2 separate regions of the Homo sapiens genome follow, and region 2 is linked to region 1. Evidence: chromatin loops called from intact Hi-C (ENCODE). Cell type or tissue: heart right ventricle. All regions are shown on one strand. Each heading gives the region's core, and the rest is flanking DNA. Links, peaks and the distances in the headings are about the cores only.

Region 1 (6,021 bases), core at 614-5,613:
ACAGTGCGCTCACCGGGCAGCCCACCAGGAGACGGGCATTACCACCCTACTCCCCAAACTGCGAGTCCCGGAGCATCTGACTGATTCCAGGGTCAGGAGCCCCACCCGGGGGAAGTGACTGTGGCTGAGATCTTGGGGATGGGCTGACCCCCTGGGGGAGGAGTTCTGGGCACAGGGAACACGGAAGCCGTGTCTGACTGTGGGAGTGGGTACAGTAAACATGGAATAAAGGACCCAAGGGGCTGAGGCCAGGACCTGGGGGCAAGACCGGTGGGGTTGGCAGAGGACAGCACATCCTGAGAAGAGTGCCAGCCTCCGACGACTTCCAGCAGGACAGTGGCACCATGAAGCATGTATGGTGACACATTCTCTCTGTGTGGAGGGTGCATTGGAGCAGGTGGGATGGGAGGGGGCAGCTGGGCCTAGGGGTGCCGGGGGGCTGGATGGCAGCTGGAGGAGGGTGAAGTCTGGACTCGCTGGGTCTTTGGGAGGAGGAGGCAGAGCCCCGGCCCAGAGCCTGCAGGGCGGCCTGAGAGCATTCTCCTCGGGCAGGTGGGAGCTGAAGCCGGGTGTGACAGGTTGGCCTGAGGGTGAGGCCAGAGGAGGAGGTGCCAGGGAGGCCCCAGGGCCACCAGGGGCATCATCCAAGCCCAGACCTGAGTGTGCTTCTTGAAGGGAGTGGCCAGTGGTGACCCCAGGGCTGCAGAGGCGTGGGACGAGACTGGTCCCTGGCCCAGGAGGAGCTGCTGGGGGTGGAGGCGCTCCGGGCCTGGGCGCCAGATTGGAGTGGGCCGTGGAGCTGGTGGGAGGGGAGAAACGGGGACAGCGGGTACCGCCAATTCTCCTGAGTTTTTTCATCTTTCTCTTTTATTTAACACAATCAGTGAAAGGCGTGTTCTAGAATACCAGCCTTAGTCCTCAGACATGTTAATATGAGGCCAACTTGTAATGGGGGAGCAAACATGGCCCCTGGCCTGAATGCAGGCAGCAAAGTCCATTTCCAGGCAGCGTCGACCTCAGGGAAGCTTCCAAGCCCAGTTGCTGGCTGTGTGGTTGGCGCCGAAAGCTGGGGTGCGCTGTGTTCTCAGGGGTGTCGGCACTGCTGCAGGCACACCTGGGACCTGCTCTTGAAGCCACCCCACAAGGAGCAAGGCAGCCCACGGATGCCCAAAGTGCAGCTCGGAACAGAGCCAGCAGGCTCGACTCCATGCATGCTGTTTGATCTGCAAAAAGTGGAGAAGGAGCAGGCGCGGAGCGGGTAGAGAGGGAGGGAGATTTTTTTCTCTTTTATGGCAGAAACCTGAAAGTGTTGGCTGGCAGGGGAGGGGGAGCGAAGGTGCGAGTTCCTGGAGAAGACAGCGCACCAGCTTCGTGCACAGACCATGACAGGCCCTCCTGCTGGTGGGCGCCCACACTGTCGCCCACAGCCCTCCTGCAGGCGCCTTGGAGCGGGTCCCTGGCAGTGGGCAGGGCTGGCCCGCCCCTGCAGAGTGAAGGATAGCCCGGGTTTGGGAACCATGTGTGAGGGTTGGAGATGTCTCTGGGGCCTGTGATCTGCTCCGGGTTGGGTTGGGCTGGGCTGTAGTTGAGGGGCTTTGGGGGACACTGGTCCTCACAGGCTCAAACTAATGTCCACCATGCAGGGTGGTGGCCCTCCCTCTGGAGCTGCTCAGACATTCACATGTGTGTGCACATAGCCAGGCACATACAGGCATACGCACACATGTGCAGAAATGCACATACGTATGCATATCCATGCATGCATATATATAGACACAGACCCGGGCACACAGGCACACACATGCACAAATGCATCACATGCAGAGAGACTCAGGGGCATGCGCACACACACATACCCAGAGCTGCACATGCAGGCACACACACACATATGCCCACAAGTACACTTGTTTGTGTGAAGCACAGACATCCACACGCAGGCATATGTATGCATGCACACACACCTACATGTGCAGACCCTCTAGCCTGAGAAGCCCAGGTCTTCCAGGCAGATGGTTGTGTGAGTTTCTCTCTCCCAGGACCAGGCAGACGCAGCATAGAAGCCCTGATCCGTCTGTTCCTAACCCAGCAAGTGACACACAATAGCCTCTCTGTGTGGCCCTGAGTGGAGATGAGATTCAAAAAGAAAAAAGCAGCTTTCAACTTCCTCTACGTGAAAGGTCATCGCCCCCTCCCCACGTGGGGGTGTCAGGCGATGAGGGAGCCTGGGAGCCCAAGCAGGCTCTCGACAGACAGCTGTCTCTCGCATGTGATGGTGCCGCCGTCTTTCTCACCAGCAGCACGACGCTGCAGGCTCTAGGGGCTGTGGGTAGAGACAGACGGCCTGTGCCCTTTACATCCTTCCAGCCAAGCCCGCTGCTGTACTCCAGATGCGGGCCTTGTTTGCCCTCCCCGCGTATCTCTGAGGTCCCCACGAATTGCTGTGTGGCATGAATGTGAGATCCCTGCCATGGTATCCAAAAGGCAAGCCTCTACTTACAGGAGGGATGAAGGCCCTGAGGGGTGGTGGGTGTCCCATCCCCCTGAGAGTTGGGGGTGCAGAGGGCCCCTCTGCACCTGACCTGCCACCTGGTGGTCACTGTGGTGAGAAAGGGGTCCTGGGACTTCAGGCCTGGGGTTTTGGGGTGAAGATGTCTTGTCTAGAGGCACCAGCTGCCCACAGCCCTGCAGCCACCCTGGCCGAGAGCAGATGATCCAGCGAGTCCTCAGGGGAACATTATCCTCTTTGCAAAATAACTGTGGAATTAGAGCTTGATGTGGGCTTAGCGGGTGCCCTGCAGTGTCTCAGTTCATTCCTACCCAGCAAAGTGGCTGACGTGAGAGCGGGGTCTGCACCGACAGCAGGACCTCCCTGTTCACCTGCTCCCGAGACCACCAGGGAGCCATGCTGTGGCTGTGGCTGAGGCTGAGGGTGGGGCAAGAACCCAAATGCACACAAACCTGCATCATCCGTCCAGCACTGGATCCCAGGGTCTCTCTAGACATTTTAAAAGATCTTTAAAAACAGGGAAGAAAGAAACCAACCCCATTGGGGCGGTGGCGGCTCCCTTAAACTTTCAGCGACTGCCATGAGAACAGAGATTTCGGTGGCTCCAAAGAACACAGGCTTATATTCCTTTGCTTTTCTTGAGGTTCTTATGCCGGAAAGATGCAGGTGTTGCCTGCCCTCTTGCCCTGTGAGGCTGTTCCTCAGCCGCCAGCCCAGGACTGGGCGTCCGGCCGTTCTGTCCACGCTGCAGCCCTGCTGTCCGCTAGATGGCGCTGCGTCATGCCCGTGGCGGGCCTGTCTGGAACCCAGGAAGGCCTGGCGGAGTTCCAGGAGGGTCTCTGGAGACCCAGGCGTCAGCACAGTGGCGGGGACGAGTCCCCTCCCTGGAGGGTGTGAGATCCCCTCATTGCCGGGCTCTGGGCACCCAGAGCACAGATTTTGTTCGCTCACTGCTGGAGAAGCATAGCCTGCCTGGGAAATGCCCCCTCCCCTCTGTGGAGCCGGGAGGTATGCATGCAGGCATGTGTGTGTGTACACGTGTGTGCACACGCCTGTGCCTGTGTGTGCCTTGTGCATTCTGTGCAAGGATGTGTGTGCATGCGCATGCATGCATGCACACACCTGCACACACTCCTGTGGCCGTGTGCTCTTGTGCATATGTGGGGGTTCTGTGTGTGTGTCTGGGGACAGGGAGGTATAGGAGGCAGCTCCCTTTAGCCCATTGGAGGCTAGCCCTGTGTATGTGCTGGACTCCAAGATGACAAAGACCTGCCCAGGTCTCAGCCTCAGCCTGTAACTGCTCTGAGCCTCCATTTACTCATCTGTAAAATTGAGATGCCCCAGTTACCTCCCAGGTGTGATGAGGCCCCATGGAGACCATGGGGCGAGAGGGCCCTCCCCACAGGCATGACGCAAAGTGACATCGATACACACCTGTGTTGTGGTCACGCACCTCCAGCAGCGGCCACAGGAAGGACACTGAGGTCTGCCCTGGGCTGAGGCCCATGGCATCCTGTTCATCATGGGGGTGCCACGGAATCCCCCATCCCACAGGGGAGGAGACGCAAGCTGAGAGGCGAAGCCACAAGCCTGACTCTGAGCCCAGGCTGTCGTCCCGGGCCGCGGTGCCCACACTGCCACTCAGCCCTGGCTGGAGATGCAGTGCTGAGGTGGGCAGGTGGCTCCACCAGCCCCATGAGGCTCAGTGGGACCTGGTGGAGGGTGGCACTGGCCTTGGAGAAGACTTGAGCCCAGCCTCTCTGTGCTGGCAGCTGGGAATGCTGAGAGGCAGGAGGAAGCTGGGGGGCACTTCCTGAGCCCCCACTGCATGGGGACAAAACCCAGGGATCCCTCCCCAGGCAGAGACCCCACCGGGCTCGATCACCAGACTTCTGGCTGTCAGCTGGCACAGAGGCCCAGCAGGGACAACCCCGGAGGAGGGGAATGTGTCATTGGGAGCCTGGGCAGCCATCAACTAGTCCTGGCCTAAACGTGGAGCACCTGGTGCCCGGCCCTTTGGCAGGGCCTTCCTTGGGGACAGAGGTGACTGCTGGTGCCTGGACCCAGGAAGCTCCCCCATCTCCCCAGGCCACCAGAGGCCCCGAGTCACTCCCGGGTGAAAACACAAATCCAGGCTGGGGCAGCTGACAGGTGGTTCCCAGGGAGGAACTGAGGGGTTGAGGGGCAGGAGAGGTGGGAGCTGGACACAGTGACTTCTGGGGCATCAGGCCTCGGCCATCTCCGAAGGAGGGCTCCCGGGAGGTGCACGTGGACAAGATTTCTGGACGAGATCAGGCTGCTTACCCGTCTGCCAAGGCCCTGCAGCTTGGGTGTCTTTGCGAACCTGTCAGTAATTGGGGTTGTGTCCAACAGCCTGTGCCAGGCTCCTTGGCGGGGCAGTCCTTGCAGCAGTCCTTGAAGGTCACCTCGAGAGCCAAGGCTGGGCAAAGCGATGGATCCATCAGGTGCAGGGGGAATGGTGTCTGGGGCCCACAAAGGTCACGATGTGGCCCCGCAGGTGCCAATGAGGGAGCCAGGGTCCAGCCACCTGTGCTTGCCAGCTGGGTGCCCTGGTACCAGGGGACGAGCTCCTTCTTGGTTTGCACAAAGGCTGGTGGGCCCCGTCCAGGAGCTGCTGCCCAACAGTGTGCTCTCGGATCCCTAGGACACGGGGGCCCCAGCTGCATGCTGTGCTCAGCCCCATCGGACACTGGGAGCCCCCTTCTATGGAACCAGAGCTCCCGAGGGGATGCTAGAAAAGTGTGGAGCTCTTTTCCTGGGCGCTGAGCCCCCTGTCCATGGTAGGAAAGAGGACAGTATTAGTGATGGGGATGCAGGGACACCTGTGGCTTCAGAGCATCAGCTTGGAGTGTCTGATTTAGTCATGAGACAGCCTCACCTGGGGAGAACTTTCTTCCCATTTTACAGAGGGGTAAATAGAGGCTGCTGTGGCGCCCTGCCCAGGAGCCCTGGCTGCTTCGAGGCTGAGGAAAGCAGGGAGGTGAGCAGCTCGGGGCCTGCCCTGCAGGTGCACCCGGACCCTGGGTGGGCCCTGCCACCCCGCACGCCTTCCCCAGAGCCCTCTGAGCCTTGGCCGGTGGGCGGACGGAGAAGGTTCTGAGGGGAGGAGTCTGGAAAGAGGGAGGGGCTTTGTGAGGGACCACAGGGGAAGTGGGGCTGAGCCTCTGCTGTCCTCAGCCTCTGCTGTCCTCAGCTGGGTCTCCCACCAGGTCCCTTCCACCCGCTGTGGCCTTGGCGTCCTTCTTGCTTGGGCCCCATGGGTCAGCTGTGGGTGCCTGGACACCCATAAGTGGCCATCCTGCCTGGGTCCCTGGACCTCTTGCCACCTCTCCCATCCCCACACACCTGCCACCATGCCAGCAGCCACTTTCTAGAGCCTTCCGTAGCAAATGAGTTCCTTCATCTCAAATTAGGTGCAGGGGGAATGGTGAGGCTTTCTATAAAAGCCTCTCTGCTGATGACGGCTTCCTGCACAAACAGACCTCCACTAGGGA
Region 2 (6,021 bases), core at 392-5,391, 68 kb before region 1:
GGGTAAGGGGTAGAGACCCCACCTCTCAATGGGAAGAGGGTCAGTGTGGGTAAGGGGTAGAGACCCCACCTCTCAATGGGAAGAGGGTCAGTGTGGGTAAGGGGTAGAGACCCCACCTCTCAATGGGAAGAGGGTCAGTGTGGGTAAGGGGTGGAGACCCCACCTCTCAATGGGAAGAGGGTCAGTGTGGGTAAGGGGTGGAGACCCCACCTCTCGATGGGAAGAGGGTCAGTGTGGGTAGGGGGTACAGACCCCACGTCTTGATGGGAAGAGGGGCAGTGGGGGTGGGGGGTAGAGACCCCACGTCTTGATGGGAAGAGGGGCAAGGACTTGGGGCCATGTTATCGTTTTTAGAGGTGAGGTCTCGCTGTGTTGCCCAGGCTGAATTTGTTTTTGTTTGTTTTTGAGATGCAGTCTCACTCTGTCGCCCAGGCTGGAGTGCAGTGGTGCGATCTCGACTCACTGCAACATCTGCCTCCCAGGTTCAAGCAATTCTCTTGCCTTAGCCTCCTGTGTAGCTGGGATTACAGGTGTGTGCCCCCACGCCCAGCTAGCTTTTTGTATTTTTAGTAGAGATGGGGTTTCACCATGTTGCCCAGGCTGGTCTCGAACTCCTGACCTTAGGTGATCTGCCTGCCTTGGCCTCCCAAAGTGCTGGGATTACAGGCATGAGCCACCGCCCCTGGCTTCGCACACCTTTTTCCTTTGTGTCTGGGGGGCGAGAGGGATCAGCTGTGGACACTAGGATGGGTGTTGGGATTCAAAGACCCCCAAGTAACCTGGAGCTCCCCTAAAAGCCACCACAAGCTTCACAGCTGGGTCCTTGCTAGACAGAGCCCTGCAAGGGATGGAAGCACTGTTTTAAAAAATTGGGGTAAAGTCCACATAACATAAAATTAACTGTTTTTACAGACCACTTTATTGAGGTAGAACCGATGTCTGAGAACCGCACGTATTTAAAGTGGATGATTGGATGAATCATTTTCAGGTGCACAGCTTGGGGGTGTTTAGACATTCATGGTGTTGCGTAACCACGACCTCCAGCTAGTTTCAGGACGTTTTCAGGCCTCCAGGCCGAAGCCCCGTCCCTATGAGGCAGTGGCTCCCCACTCCTGGCCCCCACAGCCCCGGGAAGCTCTGTTCCCTCTGTCTCCGTGGATTTGTTCACTCCTCACATGTCGTGGAAAAGGAATCACACCACGTGTGTCCTCTTGTAACCGGCCTCTTCCACTTAGCGTAATGTTTTCATGGCCCAGAATTTCCTTTCTTTTCTGGCTGAGTAATATCCCACTGTATGGATGGACCACACGCTGTGACCACATTGCTCTGTGGATGGACATTTGCAGGGGCATTGTGAACAATGCTGCCAGGAACATGTGTGTGCAGGTTTTTGCTGGAATGCCTGTTTTCAGTTCTTTGGGGAAAGCACTTTTCATTTTTTAATGAGAAACCACTGGTCAGCGTAGGGGATGGCTATGAAGGGGGACGTCTCTGCCTTGTTTAAAAGAGAAAGAGGAACAGAATCCTCACCACAACCCCCGGCGCACTTTTTTGAGGAAAGACTAGAACCTTTTGCAAAATCTCCAAAGGAATCAGTTTTGTGTGGATGGACGTGCCGGAAGGAACCAATGATTCCCGTCCATCTTCCAACCCATGGGGCAGGGCCTCAGCTGGGTGTGGACAGAGGCTGCCCATGGCTCCTGTTGGCCCCTGGGTGACCGCAGGCCCCTCTATGGGGAGTCGTGGGGATAAAGCATCCGTGAGCTTAGAGGCCCTGCAAGGGCCTCTTCAAGGACCCTTCTTCTGGAAGCAGAAGGCCCTCCGTGGGGAGGGGTCACTGTCATCCCCGAATCCGGCTGGACCCTGTGGGCTGGAGGTGGCCACGCCGGGTGGCCCTGTGGCCTGTCCCCTAAGAGAGGCAGTGAAGCCTGCTGTGCAACGCAGGGGCCTCTCGGATCAGGCAGGCAGTCCCGGTGCAGCGTGGGAGCCGGGCCGCAGACCTCCCGACCTGCGTGGGGTTGGAGGCTGCCGGGCAGCTCTAGCGGGGGTTCTGGGGAACCAGCCACCTCTCCAGCGACTGCACCACCAGGTCTGCGCCAGTGGCTTCATGTATTTAGGTCCCTGTGCTGTGGAGTGAATTATGTCCCCGGGTTCAGACCTTGGCTCCCAGACCCTGTGTGGCTATTTGGAGACAGGGCCTTTGGAGGTGATGCAGCTCAGTGAGGTTGTAAGGGTGGGCCCCGATCTGACAGCGTTAATGACCTTCTCGGAAGAGGAGGGGAGGCCAGAGCTCTCCCCCTGCGCATCCCGGGAAAGGCTGCGTGAGGACGCAGTGGGGCAGCCGTGAGTCTGCAATCGTGGGTCTCACCAGACCTGGAACCAGCTGGCCCCTTCATCTAGGACCTCCCGGCCTCCAGAACGGTCAGAACTGAATGTTTAAGGCCCTGGTCTGTGGCGTTTTGTTGTGGCAGTCTGCGCTGACTGAGAAAGAATCTTCCAGAAAGAACCTCGGGCAGCTGAGTCAGTCAAATTACCTCAGTTTCCCCACAGCCGAGAAGGACCCCACCCCACCATTCAGAGCTGCTTTTAGCATCTGACACTTTGTGCCCCGCGGATATTCCTGCATTACTTCGGATCTGAACACCAGGTGTATTACGTGTTTTCATCTTGGTGCCTGGGTTTTCCGGCGTCCACCTGGCTCCTTCCTGCAGAAATGCCGGCTCCGCCCGCTGGGTGCCAGGGTCCCTCCACCGAACGCGCTGGGCGCAGGGCCGCGAGCGTCCAGCAGGGGGCGAGCGCGCGCTTCCCGGAGCGGCGGGGAGCCGGTGGGTCAGGCTGAGACGCGCGGAGAATCAGCCGCAAACCCCTCGCCCGGCCCGGGAGGCTGCGCTGGGCTCGCGAAGGCCTGGAAGCTTCCCCGTTCTTTCTTTTTTTAATTTTATTATTATTATACTTCAAGTTCTAGGGTACATGTGTACAACGTGCAGGTTTGTTACATATGTATACATGTGCCATGCTGGTGTGCTGCACCCATTAACTCGTCATTTAGCATTAGGTATATCTCCTAATGTTATCCCTCCCCTCTCCCCCCACCCCACAACAGGCCCCGGAGTGTGATGTTCCCCTCCCTGTGTCCATGTGTTCTCATTGTTCAATTCCCACCAATGAGTGAGAACATCTGCGCTGACCTATGGCTTCTTTTTGGAAAAAAGTGCATTCAGAGGCCAGGCACGGTGCCTCACGCCTGTAATCCCAGCACTTTGGGAGGCCGAGGTGAGTGCATCACTTGAGGTCAGGAGTTCGAGACCATGCTGGCCAACATGATGAAAACCCGTCTCTACTAAAAATACAAAAATTAGTCGGGCGTGGTGGCGGGCACCTGTAATCCCAGCTACTCGAGAGGATGAGGCAGGAGACTCGCCTGAACCCAGGAGGCAGAGGTTGCAGTGAGCTGAGATTGTGCCATTGCACTCCAGCCTGGGGGACAGAGCAAGACTCCATCTCAAAAAAAAAAAAAAAAAAGTTCTGTCAGGCCAGACGCGGTGGCTCACACCTGTAATCCCAGCGCTTTGGGAGGCCAAGGAGGGAGGGTCACTTGTGTCCAGGAGTTTGAGACCAGCCTGGGCAACATAGTGAGATCCACATCTCAATAAATAAATAAATTAAATAAATAAATAAATAAATAAATAAATAAATAGGCAAGCCGGGTGTGATGGCGAAGACCTGCAGTCCCAGCTACTTGGGAGGCTGAGGTGGGAAGATCACCCGAGCTTGGGAAGTGGAGGCTGCAGTGAGCTGTGAGTGTGCCACTGCACCCCAGCCTGGGTGACAGAATGAGACCCTGTCAAAAAAAAAAAGTGCTTTCACAGTTTTCTTATTTTTATCGATCCACCCTGTGTGGGAGGGGTATTGCCACTGGAAATGGGGCTGGTCTGCCCTGGGATGTGGTGTTCTGGTATAAAGACCAGGTCCTATTTTGAAGACTTAGTAGAAAAACAAATGCAAAAAAATCTCATTAATAATTCTTTATATTTGAGTATATTGGGTTTAACAAAAATACATTACCAGGATGAATTTCCGCTGCTTTTTTTTTTTTTTTGCCTCCTTAAATGTGGCTGAGCTGTGTTTCCGCTGGACAGCCCCAGGCCCCGGAACGCAGATTCGCAGAGGTGGTGTTTCACCGCCTGGTGGAGCTGAGAGGGTTTCCTGGATCGTGCCGGGAGGGCTCAGCACTCGTTGGCGTTTCCCGTTGGTGCTCCCAGGGCTCAGCTGGCTTGGGGTCCCACAGTATTTCCCTGATTCCCTGACTCCCACCTGACCTCCCACATGGGTGTCTTGGGGAAGGAAGGAACGCACCAACCCCTGGTGACCAGAGGCCGACTCTGGAACTGCTCCTTGAAATCGGTGCACCGGGCAGCCCCTCCTCCAGGTTTCAGTTTGGTTTTCAGGTGGGGGTCACCAGGGCCGTCTGTCCATGGAGGCCACAGGCGGCTGCAGGCAGGGCCTGCCGCAGCTGCAGCCCGGGCTGTGGTGCACCCAGTGAGCTTGGCTCTGGACTTACAAGCTTCCTGAGGTTCGCCCTGCCCTGGGTAGGCTTTCAGTCTAGGAGAAGACCCAGGTGAGGAACAGAGAGACATTAATACTGATAATAAGAATAATTTTAGCTAAAATCTGTTGCCCACCTAAGATGTGCCAGACCTGGGCTCAGCCTTCACCACATCATCCCTTTCAGTCCTCGGTCACCTCAGAAGCTAGATTTCGAGACCCTTGGGACCTGCTGCTCTCCAGGGGAGGGAAGGGAGACCCTGGGCTCTGAAGGGCCTGCCTCTTCCTGGATCCACAGGGTTTTCCAGAGCTGCTGCAGCGAGGAGGGCAATGCCTGGGGCTTTGTGGGTGCCACTCGGGGAGCCTGGGTTTCTTAGGGAACAGCTGGAGTTGGGGTCTCACTGGGGGCTGTGAGTCAGCTCGGGCGGCCACACCAAAATAACCCCAGGCTGGGGCTCAAACAACACACATTTATTCTTGCAGTCCTGGAGGCTGGAAGTCCCGAATCAAGGTGCTGGTGGGCAGGGCTGGTTTCTCTGGAGTCTCCTCACCTTGGCTTGCGGAGGCTGTCTTCCTCCTGTGTCCTCACAAGATCATTCCTCTGAGTGTCTGTGTCTTCATCTCTTCTTGTTATGAGCTCCCCAGTCCTGTGGGATTAGGGCCCACCCAAAATCACCTCATTGTACCTTAATGACCTCTGTAAAAATCCTGTCCCCAAACGCAGCCACATTCTGAGCTGCTGGGGGACAGGGTGCCAACCTAGATTCAGCCCAGAACCAGAAGTGTGGTCCCAGGAGAGTGAGAGTGAGGGGGAAGGGAGTGAAGCAGCGGGGTGGGGAGGCCAGTGTGTGTGTGGGATAGAGGTGGTGGCTCAGCAGGCGTCCCCACACGGCCTGGAACCCCTGGAACCATCCGTCCCAGAGAGGCGGGGCAGTCTGCCCTCTGCTCGGTCCTGTGTCCTGTGGGTCAGAACTCACCCCGCGGGAATTGACTCCCTGCTTTGGCAGCTCCCTGGGAAGCCAAGCCTCGTGCCCTGCAGTGTGGGAGTTGGTCAGTCAGTCTGGAAGGGGCAGAGACTTACTTATGGGTGGTGGGCCTCGGGGTGGCCGCTCAGCCTAAACAGCCGGGGCAGGGCTGGACGGCCATGGGGTCTGAGGGTGGGTGTCTGTGCTTGGCTCAGTCCTGGGCCTCCTGCCCTGCTCAGAACCATGCGACTGTGGCTGTGCCAGCCACTCTGTCTGTCAGCCCCGGCCTGTGCCTGTGCGCCCTGCTCCCATCATATGTGGGAGACATAGACCCTCGGCATCCCTCTGTCAGGGCCCTTCCCGCCACAGGTCAGGAAGTGGGCCTGGGAGGAAGCAAGAGCCGGACGCCTGCCCCTCGGGCTCAGTGGTGAGGAGCTCACACACTCCACCATTTGAACAAACCCTGCGAAGCTCTTCCCAGGTGTCTCCATGAACCCACCCGTTCCACCCG

The links. A loop is a pair of places that touch in the nucleus more often than their neighbours do. Peaks named below come from ENCODE experiments on the same cell type or tissue, not always from the same donor. Only the 100,000 strongest peaks of a DNase experiment are listed, where the experiment ranks them.
Region 2: it touches region 1 in a loop (3-fold over the local background); 19 of 110 quality-filtered maps call a loop at or near these places.

What each region holds. Positions count from the first base shown.
Region 1 is chr9:135,341,391-135,347,411 of GRCh38, reverse strand. It overlaps LINC02907 (long intergenic non-protein coding RNA 2907), which reads right to left and starts at 4,163. Exons shown (of 3, transcript NR_171012.1): 1 at 3,941-4,163; 2 at 2,959-3,390; 3 at 850-2,118. RefSeq lists an enhancer at 4,410-5,122. In heart right ventricle, for the core only: a CTCF peak has its summit at 3,272 (motif pointing right); a DNase peak (open chromatin) is centred at 3,301; H3K27me3 peaks cover 4,908 bases.
Region 2 is chr9:135,409,502-135,415,522 of GRCh38, reverse strand. No RefSeq gene overlaps it. Among named protein-coding and RNA genes, the nearest start is that of PPP1R26-AS1, 60 kb to the left of the region's middle. In heart right ventricle, for the core only: a CTCF peak has its summit at 2,766 (motif pointing right); a DNase peak (open chromatin) is centred at 2,772; H3K27me3 peaks cover 2,578 bases.